Linked DNA regions of Homo sapiens: region 2 is linked to region 1. Evidence: chromatin contacts called from ENCODE Hi-C or POLR2A ChIA-PET data. All regions are on one chromosome and are shown on one strand. The core of a region is the stretch at or near the end of the contact, and the rest is flanking DNA. Distances in the headings are between cores, read along the strand shown.

Region 1 (7,145 bases), core at 4,419-6,918:
GTCCTTCTTCCTGGGCTACCCTGCCTCTCCCCTTGTGCCTGACATTGAGGGCTGTGAGACCTCCTACTCGTCACCCCTCAGCCAGCTCTGTTTGGCCCCCCAAAAGCCTTGGGACCTCCTCGGGTCCTGGACGTGGGACTGGCTCTGATTCTAGCCTCTGGGCTGGGCTGCTGCTGACAAGTGTTCAGCTCCTGCTGCTCAGATGAATGAAGGGACAGAAGGCGGGTGTCTAGGCATGGCCGGGACCTGGGATTCTATTTTTTTTTTTTTTTTTTGAGATGGAGTTTCGCTTTTGTCGCCCAGGCTGGAGTGCAGTGGTGCGATCTTGGCTTACTGCAACCTCTGCTTCCAGGGTTCAAGCGATTCTTCTGCCTCAGTCTCCCTAGTAGTTGGGATTACAGGCGTGCACCACCAAGCCCAGCTAATTTTGTATTTTTAGTAGAGACGGGGTTTCTCCACGTTGGTCAGGCTGGTCTCAAACTCCCGACCTCAGATGATCCGCCTGCCTCGGCCTCCCAAAGTGCTGGGATTACAGGTGTGAGCCACCATGCCCAACCCCCCAGCCAGGACGGGAACTTCTTAGGATCCGGCTGCAGCCCAGGGCAGAGGAGTTCCCGCGGCTTCCTCCAGTGAGTTAAGTCAGGCCTGAGTGAGCATCTACTCTTTCTGGGCCGCTAGAGGGAGACCTTCGCAGCCTCGTACTTGGCTCAAGACACCAGGCTAAGGGGTGTCAGTGTGTGTGAGTGTATGTGTGTGTGTGAGTATGTGTTTTGTGTGTGTGTGAGTGGCGTGTGTGTGTTGAGTGTGAGTGTGTGAATGAGTGTGTGTGTGTTTTGTGTGTGAGTGCGAGTGTGTTTGTGTGTTGAGTGTAAGTGTGAATGAGTGTGTGTGTTGTGTGTGTAAGTGCGAGTGTAAGTGTGTGTGAGAGAGAGTGTGTGTGTCCTACCTGGGCATGCACGGGTGGGTGTGGGCAGTGACCTGAGCCCTGCACGTACTGCCAGGTGGCCCGGCTTGCCAAAGGTGGGGAAGGGTTATTTACCCAAAGTGGGAGAGACCTGCAGGCTGGGCGGCAGCGGCAGGAAGAACAGCGAGCGAGGCCACAGTGGCATCCATGGAAGATGTTATTTGGGGCCTTTTCCGTGCCTGCTACTGTTCTTCGCATCCTGCGTGTATCACGAGAAGCAATCCTATCAAAGGAGGACCTATGAATACAATATCCACTTTACAGAGGAAGAAACTGAGGCTCAGAGAGGCTGAGTCACTTCCAGAGCTGAGATTTGAACCCAGGGAGTGGGGGCTGGGGCCTGGGCTCCACAGCACAAAGGAGCCCTGCCTGCTGGGACAAGGAGCTGCCTTGTGGTATGGCCAGTGTGCCCAAGCCAGCCTTTGGAGCCCGCTGGGCTGGCTCTGGGTTCCAGCTCTGCCGCCTGCCTGCTGAGTGTCCTTGGGAAAGTCCCTCCACCTCCCTGAGCCCCGCTTTCTCCTCTGTAAGATGGGACTAATGACACCTATTTCTCTGGTTGTTTAGAGGTTTAATGGTTCACTGTATGCAGAGGGAGGCAGACTTCAGGGCCTCCTCAGGAGCCTTGGCATGCGGCCACAGGGCCTTTGTATGTACTGTGTGTGCGCCTAAGATGCCCATTAGAAAGATAAGATGCCACCTCACTGCGGACTCCCCTTAATCTCCCTGCTGCAGGGCCAGCTCCAGGGGTGTGTGACCTATGGAGGTGCACTGGTCCCCATGCTCAGAGCACGCTGTGCTGGGTTTAATGATCTCCGTCACCATTTCGAAATTCTTAGTGATTTTTTAACAAGGAGCCCTGCATCTTCATTTTGCACTGGGCCCTGCCAGTGTCACAGCTGGGCCTGCCCTGCAGTTTCTTTTTCTTTCTTTCTTTTTTTTTTGAGATGGAGTCTCGCTTTTGTTGCCCAGGCTGGAGTGCAATGGCATGATCTTGGCTCACTGCAGCCTCCATCTCCTGGGCTCAAGTGATTCTCCTGCCTCAGCCTCCCAAGTAGCTGGGATTACAGGCGCCCACCACCACGCCCAGCTAATTTTTGTATTTTTAGTAGAGATGGGGTTTCACCATGTTGGCCAGGCTGGTCTCAAACTCCTGACCTCAGGTGATCCGCCCACCTCAGCCTCCCAAAGTGCAGGGATTACAGGCGTGAGCCATGGTGCCCGGCTGCCCTGCAGTTTCTCCTCCTGCGCCGTGCCCCGCATGATCTGCCCCCAGCGAGGAAGGAGACTGAAGAGCAGCAGGGAGGGTCCCTGGAGACAGAGCGGGCAGAGTGGGCTCGACGCACCCCTGACACCCATCAGCAGGCGCCTTCCTCAATGCGGACAGGCAGACCCTCCTCTCTTGGGCACACACTCAGTCAGCCCCTGGGTCAGTTGCTCCTCCTAAAATGGGACTGACAGTTGAAGACCTCCAAGCTTCCCAGTCATAGCAGTGGCCCCTCTCAGCCCACACCCAGTCCACTCTGGATTGCTAGTGGGGATCCCCCGAGACAGGGTTCTCCCCCAGGCTGGTCAGCCCCACATCTGTGAAGCTTTCTGGGCCTCTCCACACCCCCAGTTCTCTGAGGCAGGCGGGGTCTCCAGGGCAAACTCGTGTGAGCCTCACCTGTGTGTTGCACCGTCCTGTCTGCAAACAGAAACCCTCACGCTGCCGAGCCGATGCCTCTGTCCCCAGCACCTCCTTGGGGACGGTGGACTCCATGGTCAAAGGGCCAACTCAGGGGAGCCACAGTATCTGTGCTTCAGGCAGCCCGAGTTGAGGACGTGTGGCATTCTGCTGGCATCGTTCATGCCTCACTCTTGGCTCTGGGGCTGGGCACTTGCTTTCTGGCCCAGCCTGCCGCCAGGGTGAATGGCCTCTGGGGCAGATGGCGTTCTGGGAACAGGTAATGTCCTGGCCAGCGGGCAGGCCGGAGCTGGAGCCTGGGTGGAGGGCTCCCCAAGGACCACCCTGGGTCCCACTCGGCTTTCCCTGCGTGGGGGCGACACTGTTGCCAGTTACAGACCGCCCAAGAGTGCCCCGAGATCTAAGCATAGGACACAACAGGGGCTGGTCTCATCCACCTCGGATCCACCCACCTGCAGCCCAGTCCGGCTGTGTCCCTCAGGTCACACTCACTGTGTTTTGAGAACTCTCCTCCGGGCCTACAAAGTTTGCCAAGGCGAATGTCAAAGGGATATGGGGGCAACAGCTCCCAAGATCAGCCCTAATCCACCCTCCTCATCTGCCCTCTCCATGGGGCCTCACTCCATGTCTCCAACATCTCAGGTTGGTGTCCAAGCCACGGCCTCACATGGACTCACCTCCTGCTTCAGTCTCTGTTTCTGACCAGGCTTCTTGCTCCCAGGGAGGAGCGAGCTTGGACCGCTGCTCTCAGAAGGGACCCTCCTAGCTGGACCTGCCCCTGATTTGGCCGGGTGCCCTGGGCTCTGTGCCCATCTCCACCAACCTCCCAGAAGCGAGAGCTGGATACCTGCCTCTCTGTGTCCAGCTTCCTTCCTTCCTTCCTCAACAATCAGTTATTAAACACCCAGGATACAGATGCACGGTGCTGCTGCAGCTGTCCTCCAGGCTGCCTTTTTTTTTTTTTTTTTTTTTTTGAGACAAAGTCTCACTCTGTCGCTCAGGCTGGAGTGCAGTGGCACGATCACAGCTCACTACAACCTCAACCTTCTGGGCTCAGGTGATCCTCCTACCTCAACCTCCCAACTAACTGGGACCACAGGTGCATGCCACCATGCCTGGCTTGTATTTTGTGTAGAGATGAAGTTTTGCCATGTTGCCGAGGCTGATCTCGAACTCCTGGGCTCAAGTGATCCACCCACCTCGGCCTCCCAAAGTGCTGGGATTTCAGGCGTGAGCCACCGTGACTGGCCCCATGCTCTTGGCTTCTAATCATAGACTTTGGGGCTCATTCAGATCACCTCTCATAGTGAACTTTTGTCACTTTCTTCTCCACCATCCACTTTACCCCAGGGATGAGCCTTCATTGGTCTAAGCCAGTCTGACTCTCTCACCCCCTTGGTTATAACGATATAGGATACATGTCCCAACCCGGGTCAGATGGCCCTATAAATAGGTTTCAGTTGCTTTACCTACAAGTAGTTCCTTTTTTTTTTGAGATGGAGTCTTGCTTTGTCACCCAGGCTGGAGTGCAGTGGCACGACCTTGGCTCACTGCAACCTCCGCCTCCCAGGTTCAAGTGATTCTCCAGCCTCAGCCTCCCAAGTAGCTGCAATTACAGGCGCACACCACCACGCCCAGCTAATTTTTTTTTTTTTTTTTTGAGACGGAGTCTGGCTCTGTCCCCCAGGCTGGAGTGCAGTGGCACAATCTCGGCTCACTGCAAGCTCCACCTCCCGGGTTCACGCCATTCTCCAGCCTCAGCCTCCCGAGTAGCTGGGACTACAGGCGCCCGCCACCACGCCTGGCTAATTTTTTAGTATTTTTAGTAGAGATGGGGTTTCACCATGTTGGCCAGGATGGTCTCGATCTCCTGAGCTCGTGATCTGCCCTCCTCGGCCTCCCAAAGTGCTGGGATTACAGGCGTGAGCCACCGTGCCCGGCCTACACCCAGCTAATTTTTGTATTTTTAGTAGAGATGGGGTTTCACCATGTTGGCCAGGCTGGTCTTGAACCCCTGACCTCCGCTGATCCACCCACCTAGGCCTGCCAATGTGCTGTGATTACGGGCGTGAGCCACTGCACCCGGCCAAGTAGTTCCCTTTCTGTTGCATTGGGACCTAGAGGCACATGGCCTGGGCCTGCCCAAGGGTGTCTTGTGACCATGAGGGAGAGTCTGCAGAGGACAGGGCCCCTCCCCGTGCAGGAGGGCCTGGCTAGTTGAGTGAGTCTCTGATGAGGCAGTGCCTCCGAGGGTCAGTCATGCTCAAACTCAGTGTGCCCCAAGTCCTGACCCCTGGTATTCTGGGCTATCACTGCCCAGGAAAACAGCACTCCAAACCCTGGCCTTCAGGCCTGTTCCTTTATGCTTATCGCTGGAATCCCTGGTCCAGAGGGTCTTCAAATCCACACAAGCCCCTCCTGCTTGGCCCTAACCCGATGGGTTAAGCGTTTCAAGGGAGGGCTTGAGAGGTCCCCAGGACATGCCTGGAGGGCCAATAAATGACCGTGAACGGTGGTGAGTGAGGCAGGTGGAGAGTGTGACCATGAAGAGCAGGGCAGACTCCCCAGAGTACTGTAGGGAGGCAGCTGCAGTCTGGATGAAGAGTACACGCCAAGGCCAATTGTGGTTGCTGGTGGGATGCAGCTGGGAAAGCGAGAGTGAGGACCCCAGACCCTGGCGGCTGCAATGCCTGGGGGCATGTGACATGGTGGTGAAGGGGGAATTGTGTGTTGATCCTACCCTGGCCGCAAGTCCAGGCTCACAGGCCATGGCCACTGACCACAGGAAGAGGCCTCCCTCCTTAAAGTCGGGAGAATATCCCAGAACTAAGGCTAGTCCTGCATCCTGGCCGGGAATCCCAGGCCAACACCCTCCCCGCGATCTTAGGTGCTTAGCAGCCCTGGCTGGTGACCCCTGGGCGGAGAGAGTACGGTAATTTGCAAGAAATCCAAGAAAGCCCTGGTGAGTGGTTGCTTTTCCTATGTTGCAACCATCCGCGAAGTGAATGCTGCTCTGTGTCTCTATTGTTGTTTTGATGGTGTTCGAGATGATGAGGAGAACCTGAGTCACAGCCTTTACGAGTCTGATTTCCTCAATTTACAGGAGCTGCCTACGCGTTCTGGAAGAATTCACATGCTGATTTGTAGGCGGCCTGGCCAGGTGCTTCGGAGACTCCAGCAGCATCGAAGGTGTGATTTTAGATCTGTACTCCCGAGGCTCTTGTGTTATTTAAGAAGGTCAGTGTGAGGCCGGGCGCGGTGGCTCACACCTGTAATCCCAGCACTTTGGGAGGCCGAGGCGGGCGGATCACGAGGTCAGGAGATCGAGACCATCCTGGCTAACACAGTGTAAACCCCGTCTCAACCAAAAATACAAAAAATTAGCCGGCGTGGTGGTGGGCACCTGTAGTCCCAGCTACTCGGGAGGCTGAGGCAAGAGAATGGCGTGAACCCAGGAGGCGGAGGTTGCAGTGAGCCGAGATCACGCCACTGCACTCCAGCCTGGGCAACATAGCAAGACTCCGTCTCAAAAAAAAAGAAAAAAAGGTCAGTGTGGTTAAATGCATAAGAAGTAATCAGTGTGTTAAATGTATGAGTTAATTGAGCATAGCCCAAGTGAAAGTGATTGTGTTTTCATATTAAAATTAGATTTATAAAGAGAATGCTAAAACTTGTTGGATTTTGGAATGCAAGGTCTAAGTAAAGGTAGGTTTTAATATTGACAACTTTTACACTTGATATATTGACTCTTTTTTTTTTTGAGACTAGACTCTGTTGCCCAGGCTGGAGTGCAGTGCTGTAATCATGGCTCACTGCAGCCTCAACCTCCCAGGCTCAAGCAATCCTCCTACCTCAGTCTCTCAAAGTGCTTAGACTACAGGTGCATGCCACCATGCCCGACTAATTTTTTAAAAAAAATTTTTAGCGAGATGACTTAGTGAGAGGTCTCACTAAATTGTCCAGGCTAATCTCAAACTCCTGGGCTCAAGCAATCCTCCCACCTCAGCCTCCCAAGTAGCTGGGACTACAGGCACGCACCACCACACCCAGATAATTTTCAATTCTTTTTTTTGTCGATAGGGTCTTACTATTTTGTCCAGGCTGGTCTCAAACTCCTGGGCTCCAGCAATCCTCCCACCTCGGCCTCCCAAAGTGCTGGGATTACAGGTATGAGCCACCGTGGCCAGCCTTGACTCAATTCAAATTCAAGTCACTAAGTCTTCCTTGGAAAGCACAAAACCTCCCCCAGGCATTAAAATATTCAAGTGACACAGAAAAGGGAGAGGTGAAGAGGAGCTACCACCTGGAGGAGAAGGTGGGCTCTGAGCCGGGCCTGGAGCCAGGCAGGGAGGTCTTCTTAGCACCCAGCAAGCTGCACCACCCAAGCACTGCCCTCTGCCACCCCACCTCTGCTGGCATGGAAACCTCCCTCTGGGGGTCCCTCTGGCTTCTTGGGTGGAGCCTCTTTTTTTGAGACAGTCTCACTCTGTTGCCCAG
Region 2 (7,145 bases), core at 1,879-4,378, 40 kb before region 1:
GTGGCTAGGCTGAGCCCTAAGGCTACAGTCAACTCACAAATGCCTGAGGCCGGCAAGGAAACAGCACCTTCAAGACACCTCAGTGCTACGTGCCAGAAGACCATCCCATTAAACACACAAGTCTAGGATAGCTGTGCTGCGCTGGGAATCGCTGGGCCACACCCAGCCTGCACACCTGCGCCTGGAGGCCCCTCCACAGAGCATCGCCTGCTGGAGAAGCTGCTGCAATGCTGCTTCTTGGTGGACACGCAGCCGAGGCACCTGCAGTCGTCAGACCCTGGCAGGAAACAGACGGCACACACACACTGGGAAACTGGCAGTGTTTAATCATGGGACGGTTTATAGAGGGGAGGCAGGAGCAGGGAAGCCCGGAGAACAGGCCTGAGGGGTGAGAGGAAGGTGTGGCTGCAGGAACCCGGAGCCAGGGCTATGTGGAGAGGTCCCTGACGCTGGCCCAGAGGCCCTGGGGACCCTCGGAAGAGGAGCTAGGGAGGAGCAGACCTGCAGCCCCCACTGTCCTCCTCCCCCATCTCCTTCCAGGGCTCCCCACCAACCCAACAGAAATGGAGGAATGTGGTCCATGAGTGTCAGAGCCCCCCCATATGCACTGAGGACCTGCTAGGCAGACAGAAGTCGCCCTGCGCTCACCAGAGATGAGGTTGGCCATAGTGTTGGAGGGCACAAAGAGGGTGCGCCCCAGCCCTAGCAGCTCCACAGCCATTTCTTGCAGCTCTGCGGAGGGACAGGGAAGCCGCTGTGCTTGCACACTCGGGTGTCAGCACCGTCCATGCTGCTTTCCCTGTGTCACTTGGGCCAGAGCACGCCCTGAGCCCAGGTGAGGCCCCTAGCCCGAGGCTCCGGTGAGCAGCTGAGTGGGTTTGGAGCCCCATCCACCAGCTGCACACTCTGTGGGCTTAGCAACCACACATCCAGCCCCACAGGGCCCTCAGTCAACTCTGCACCCCACCTACCCTGGGCCATGGCCTCTCCCCGCTCCCCCCAAGAACCTCTCTTGTGGTTTGAACCTGTCCCCGGCAGACCTCACACCTGTCTCACTTCCTTTCCCCTCAGCCCTTTGCAGGTGGGGCCTGTGGTTTCTCTGCTGACTTCCTTTCCTCGTCAGGAGGGATGAGTGGGGGGCTGGACGGGGTGTGAGGGTGCAGCTGGAGGGTGAGGAAGGCTCCCGCTCTTGCTGTAAAGCCCACTGTGGTCCCCCCAACTGTGGCATCAAGTCCTTAGCATGACACTCAGGGCTGGAGTGACCTGGCCTCTGCCCCCCCTCCTCAGAGCCTCCTGCACTCTCCACACCTGCCACATCCCCACCTGCGCCCTGAAGACCTTTCTCACCAGTCTGCTTCTGCTCCTGAAGACCCCTGCCCTGTGAGCCGGCGCTCCCTTCCCTGCCTGGGATGCTTCCACTCAGCCTGCAGGAGGGCTCCTCTGTGAAGCCCCCTTCCCCGTGAGCCACAGCCTCGCCCCATCCTCTGCTTCCCAGGGCACCCTCTCTAGACTCCCATCAACTCAAGCGCCTCCCCAGCCTCTCCTTGAGCGGCAGTGACTTGTTGACATGTGAGGCTGCCTGGGAGCATGGAGATCAGCATCTCCAGCAACGCTGGGCAGCAGCTGGATACATGCTTAGCCCCAGCCATCCCTTAACCCCTTAGCAGACGGGCCCTCGGGATTCAACTGGTGACCCCATGGCTTGTCCTGGCCTAGCTGAGGGGTGTGCACACCCCAACAGTCAAAGTGGTTCACTATGGCAACTCACAACCCAGGGCTGGGGCTGGGGGTCGCTGTACCCTGGAGACACTCCCTAGGTTATTAGAACCCACTCCTTGCGAGGTGCAGCCTGTAGAACCTGCCCCTTTCTACATCTATTTTCCATTTGCCTTCTGTGGGGGAAGGCAGTGCAGGAGAACAGTTGTGGGTTTCAGAGTCAGAAGACCCGGGTTCAAACCTTGGTTCTGCCATTTACTAAGTATGGGGCCTGGAGCGCCTCCCTCCACATCTCAGAACCCTCCTCTGCAAGACTGGACATCACCCATCTCAGGGGGCAGCTGGGTGACAATGCAGGACACACACAACCACCTGGTGAGCCTATAGAAATGCAGGTTCTTCTCGGCAGGCCATGTGAATCTGCATTTCTTTTATTTATTTATTTTTATTTTTATTTTTTTTTTTTTGAGATGGAGTCTCGCTCTTGTCGCCCAGGCTGGAATGCAGTGGGACGATCTCAGCTCACTGCAACCTCTGCCTCCCGGGTTCAAGTGATTCTCCTGCCTCAGCCTCCTGAGAAGCTGGGATTACGGGTGCCCACCACCACGCCCAGATAATTTTTGTATTTTTAGTAGAGATGGGGTTTCATCATGTTGGCCAGGCTGGTCTCGAACTCCTGACCTCGTGATCCGCCTGCCTTGGCCTCTCAAAATGCTAGGATTACAGGCTTGAGCCACTGCGCCCGGCCGGAATCTGCATTTCTAACTTTCAGGTAACAGCAGCACGCACGCAGACGGCAAGCCTATCCTGTGGCAGGTGTTCATTACACCCATTTATGTCGGAGGTTGCAATTTTTTGAATTTTTGCCATCAGACCTTGGCGATGACCTTGAGCAGTAGGACATAAATACCTCCCAGATGCTTAGCGTTCCAATAATGGAACACTAGGCATAAATGGGTTTTAAGCGCCAAGGGAGCCACTTCCCCTGCGTCCCAGACCATCACGGACAGCGCTCCGCTGCCGCCTCCACGACCCCCGGCCTGCACGCCGGTCTTCGCCGTAGTCGTCGTCCCCCACGACCGCCTCGGCCATGACGCACCTCATGGCCGGCCCGGGCCTGGTCACCTTGTCGCTGCGCAGGCCCACCACGTAGGCTGCGACCCCCGCGCTCCCACACCCCGCCCGGAGCGCCCCATGTACCGGGGCCGCCGCTCGGGCCAGTCTGCGGAGCATGGCGCGGGCAGCGCCCGACTCCCCACCCCGGCGGGAGCTGCTGACTCCTCTACTCCCCAGCGAAGGCGGCGAGAGCGACGTGGTCGGTGCGGCCAGAATTCCTAGAGCTGGGAAGCAGCCGCCCTGGGCCGGGGGTCCAGGGAGCGAGCCCCGTGGCACGCTGGGAGTTGTAGTTCGCGCTCCCTCGCGGCGGGCGTGCGCGAGCGTCTGCGAACGGGCCCCGTGGCACGCTGGGAGTTGTAGTACGGGCTGCGTCGCGGCGGAGAACCAGCGAGCCCGTGATGCTGAAGCAGAAGGTTCTGCTCATTGAAGGAGAAACCGAGGCCGAGCGAGTGTGTGTGTGTGTGTGTGTGTGTGTGTGTGTGTGTGTGTGTGTGACAGAGTCTCGCTTTGTCGCCCAGGCTGGAGTGCAGTGACGCGATCTTGACTCACTGCAACCTCCGCCTCACAGGTACAAGCAATTCTCCTGTCTCAGCCTCCCGAGTAGCTGGGATTACAGGCGCGCGCCACCACGCCCAGCTAATTTTTTTTTTTTTTTGTATTTTTAGTAGAGAGGAGTTTTCACCATGTTGGCCTGGCTGGTCTCGAACTCTTGACCTCAGGTGATCCACCCGACTTGACCTCCCAAATTGCTGGGATTACAGGCGTGAGCCACTGCACCCAGCCCTGGGCGAGCTTTTATAACACAGACGCTCATGTGGCACTTGCCATGTGCCAGGCTCTGCCCCAGGCCCTTTGCAAATGTTAGCTCAGTTAAACCTCCCAACGACTCTAGGAGACAAGCACTATTGCTATCCCTGTCTTGCAGATGGGGAACAGGAGACGCGGAGCTAACGGACAGCTGGAGGCCACTTGGGTAGGAATTGGTCCGGGCGGGGTACCGCTGTCTCCAGAGGGCAGCCCTAAATCACTGTTTCATGCTGCCCCTAAAACACAGCTTCCCTCGTTTACCATCTTCAGTATTGATTTGTTGAGCAAGTTCGGTGCGCCAGGCAGTGTCCAGGTGTCCAGGTGCCAGGCTGGGGGACAGGGCTATGTCTCCAGCCGGGTTCCAGTCTAAGGGGAGACCGCTAAAAGAATGCGTGGGGAGCCCCTCCTCCATAGGCCCCTGCCCCTGGGTGGACTGCCTCCATGGGGGCAGGGTGGTGCTGAAGTTCAAGCCAGCTGTGTGGCCTTGGACAAGCCATGTAGCTTCTTTGTGCCTCGGTTTCCTCAACTGCAGATTGGGCTGTTGTGAGCATTCAGTGACTGGATATGTGTTTGGTGCTGACCCCAATGCCTGGCTTGCTGTAAGCTCAGGGTGGTCACCCCACTGTGGCTGTTTTTTAATTTTTTAAGACAGGGTCTCACTCTATCCCCCAAGCTGGAGTGCAGTGGTGTGATTACAGCTCAGTGCATTCTTGACTTCCTGGGCTTGGGTGAACCTCCCACCTCAGCCTCCCAAGTAGTTGGGACTACAGGCAAGTGCTACTATGCCTGGCTAATCTTTCTGTGTTTTTCGTAGAGACAAGGTCTTGCTGTGTTGCTCAGGCTGGTCTCAAGCTCCTGAGCCCAAGTGATTCTCCCTCAGCCCCACAAAGTGCTGGGATTACAGGCGTGAGCCATCACGACCTGCCCAGCTGTGGCTGTTATTATCATTGTCGTTACTGATCCCAGCTTGGAACTCTGAGGGCCCGGGGGCTTTGGGGTGAACTCTGACACAGTCTAGACTGTGGGGTGCCCTTCCCCCACACAGGGAGCACAGGCACCCATTGCCACTCAGCGGCTCCTCTTCCTCTTTCTGTCCCCCATAGGAGAAAGATCCAGGAGGGGCCACAGCTGCTGGGCCAAGCGTCTGGTGAGGGTGGCCCTTGGTGAGGAGGACACCCATCCTAGATCAGTCATGGCCAGGCCTTTACCACAGGCCAGCTCCAGGTCAGGCCTGGGGACTTAGGGCGAGCAGAGGTGGCCTGCCCTCCAGAGCTCAGGTCCCAGGGGTGGGGGACAAGATGCTGGCCGTGAGAGGATGGCAGCGAGGAAGCAGCTCTAACAGTCCCAGTCCAGGCAGCAGGGCAGGCTTTTTGGAGGAAGCAGTGATTAGGCTGAGCTTCGAAGATGGAGCCGACTTTGGACAGAGGGATAGCAGGGGTGAAGCCTCTGGGTAGAGAGGAGCTGCTGCGTTTGTGGCCCTGAGGGCCAGCGTGGCTGGGGAAGTGAGCAGGGGTGGGGATGGAGCCCAAAAGCTACATCCGGGGCCTGATGACCTCTCAGGGGCTCTCCATCTCTCTTCCTTCAGCTTGGTGGGAATTGTAAGTACCCGCAGGGTCAGTGGTCCCAAGGACACCCATGTGATGGACAGGCTTGCTGCCTTCCCCTCCCCAGAGCCCTTCTGGGCCTGACCCACAATCTGCACCAAATTCCTGCCCTTAGAAAACAAGCCCCTTATCTCATTGTCTGGCTCCAGACCTTCTGCTGGGAAGTAGGGGGCGGGGAACGGAGGCCTCTGTGGGAAGGAAAGGAGGTGGTCTGGCGGGGCAGGGACTGGGGGCAGGGATAGCAGCGCTCAGGGGAGAAGGGGGACAAACAAATGGACCCCCGGCCCCTCGAGCTATGGCAGAATCACAGAATGGCCTCCTGTTTGCCAAGCTTCGCAGTCTGCAAAGCCTGCCCTCTGCAGCTTCCCTGCCAATGGTCCCAGCGGCTTTGCAGTGGAAGGATGGGCAGGGAGGCTGGGGTCACAGAGGCCCGAGGACCCTGCCCGAGAGGCACAGCTGGTCACCCAACAGGGCCTTTCTCCCTTTCTCCCAAATCAGAGCTGTCTCCCCAGATAGGTGGCCTCTCCCTGGGGGAACCTGGGGCAGAACAGTTTCCTTCTTCTGGGTCCTCCTATCTAGTCCCCGGGTCACCTGGGCCAGCCCTGCCTTGTCCCAGTGGGGTCTGACAGTGTGGAGGAGCAAGAAGGGTGGGCTCTCACACGGAAAGGTGCAGTGAGGCCTGTGGCAGGTGGACCCCATGACCCCAGCTTGGCCTCTGGGGGGTTGTCTGGGCTCCTACATGTGTGTGTGTGCATGCGTGTGTACATGGGTGTGTGTGTGTGTGTGCATGTGTGTGTGCGCACGTGTGTGTGTGTGACCCTGGCTGCAACTGAGATCTGAGTTGTCTTGCTGGTAAGCTGGGGACGGGCCGCAGTTCCCAGGCTGGGATGAGAAGCCCAAAGCCCTCTGTGGAGCCAACTCTACTTGCCCCCACCCCTGTCCCAGCACTGACCCTCTTCCCTCCCCTCTCTGCAGTTCTTCTTGACATTCTCACTAGAAGGGTCACCATCACTGGAGGTCCTGGGGTCATCTCCTGCCCCAACGCAGGCTGGCCCCACCCCCACATGCCAGCTGCTCCCTTCTCTCCTGAGCCCCTGCCCCCCAGGACTGACCCCTGCAGCCCAGCCCTTCCCAAACTTCTGAGCTCCTCTGTCCGTGGGTGCAGTGGGGCCCCTCGGCGGGGCTTCCTCCCTGGCCTCTGTGGGATCCAGCCCTTCTGCCTCCCAGACGCCTCCCCGCCCCACACTCTGGCTTGCAACACTTCTGTTCCCGAATGCGCTGGCCTCTCTTTCACCCCGAGACCTCTGCACCTGCATTCTGTCTGGAAAACCCCCAACCGTCGGCACGCATCCCTGGTCACCACCTTCTAAGTCTTCAGATCTTAGCTGAGACGCCTCATTCTCCATGAAGCCCTCCTGGCCCAGCCCAGTGGGGGATGGAGGTAGCCCTCCTCCTGTGCTGCCTATAGCACCTTTTCTTCCCACTGCGCACGGGTCACAGCTGCCTGTTTACTCCTCTGACTTCTCCGTGTGGCTGATGCCCTGTGCCTGCAGGGCCCAGACGCCCTCCTCCTTTGGTGTGTCCTGCATGCCTAGCCCAGTGCCAGGACCACAGGACTCAGTAAACACCAGCCAGGTGACTGACAATGGAGGGACATGTGGTTCGCCATCCCCTGCCCCTGGGACCCCCCAGGCAGAAGTGTGCACACCCCCCAGGGTGTGAGACCCCTGTGCAGAAGGACATGGCGAGGATTCCAGAGGAACAGGGGCTGGCCTGGCCTCAGCCTCTCAGAGTCAGGTCTGGGGGTCCTGAAGACAGCCCCCTCCCTGGCCTTCTTGAGAGATTTGCGGCTCCCCTGAGCAGTGGGAGGCCACTGGGCTGGCTGGAGGGGGCCTTGCGACA

Evidence for each region. Hi-C counts contacts between places; a loop is a spot of excess contacts on that map. ChIA-PET counts read pairs that join two places held with the same protein, here RNA polymerase II (POLR2A). Pooled maps may share reads with other maps.
Region 2: a loop to region 1 is called in a map of PC-3, with 12 times the contacts of the local background. The contact joins two enhancer-like sites. A Hi-C loop is called at or near these places in 7 of 168 maps with a recorded cell type or tissue (CD4-positive, alpha-beta T cell, CD4-positive, alpha-beta memory T cell, CD8-positive, alpha-beta T cell and 2 more), 6 of 37 single-sample maps with no recorded cell type and 17 of 50 pooled maps. POLR2A ChIA-PET finds 5 or more read pairs at or near these places in 13 of 52 experiments (AG04449, CD4-positive, alpha-beta T cell, CD8-positive, alpha-beta T cell and 10 more).

The regions. Positions count from the first base shown.
Region 1 is chr17:78,289,284-78,296,428 of GRCh38, forward strand. No RefSeq gene overlaps it. Among named protein-coding and RNA genes, the nearest start is that of LINC01993, 14 kb to the left of the region's middle. RefSeq lists a silencer at 2,448-2,717. Within about 2 kb of position 5,669, at least 2 of the 41 ENCODE cell types and tissues checked have a DNase peak (open chromatin) inside an H3K27ac peak, as active enhancers do.
Region 2 is chr17:78,251,468-78,258,612 of GRCh38, forward strand. LOC105371910 (a long non-coding RNA gene) reads left to right here. Exons shown (of 2, transcript NR_164160.1): 2 at 1-1,024. It also overlaps the pseudogene THA1P. Among named protein-coding and RNA genes, the nearest start is that of TMEM235, 23 kb to the left of the region's middle. RefSeq lists enhancers at 1,936-2,654, 2,655-3,372, 2,923-3,192, 6,497-6,546, 6,557-6,876, a silencer at 2,743-2,892 and cis regulatory regions at 5,090-5,548, 7,048-7,145. Within about 2 kb of position 3,129, at least 31 of the 41 ENCODE cell types and tissues checked have a DNase peak (open chromatin) inside an H3K27ac peak, as active enhancers do.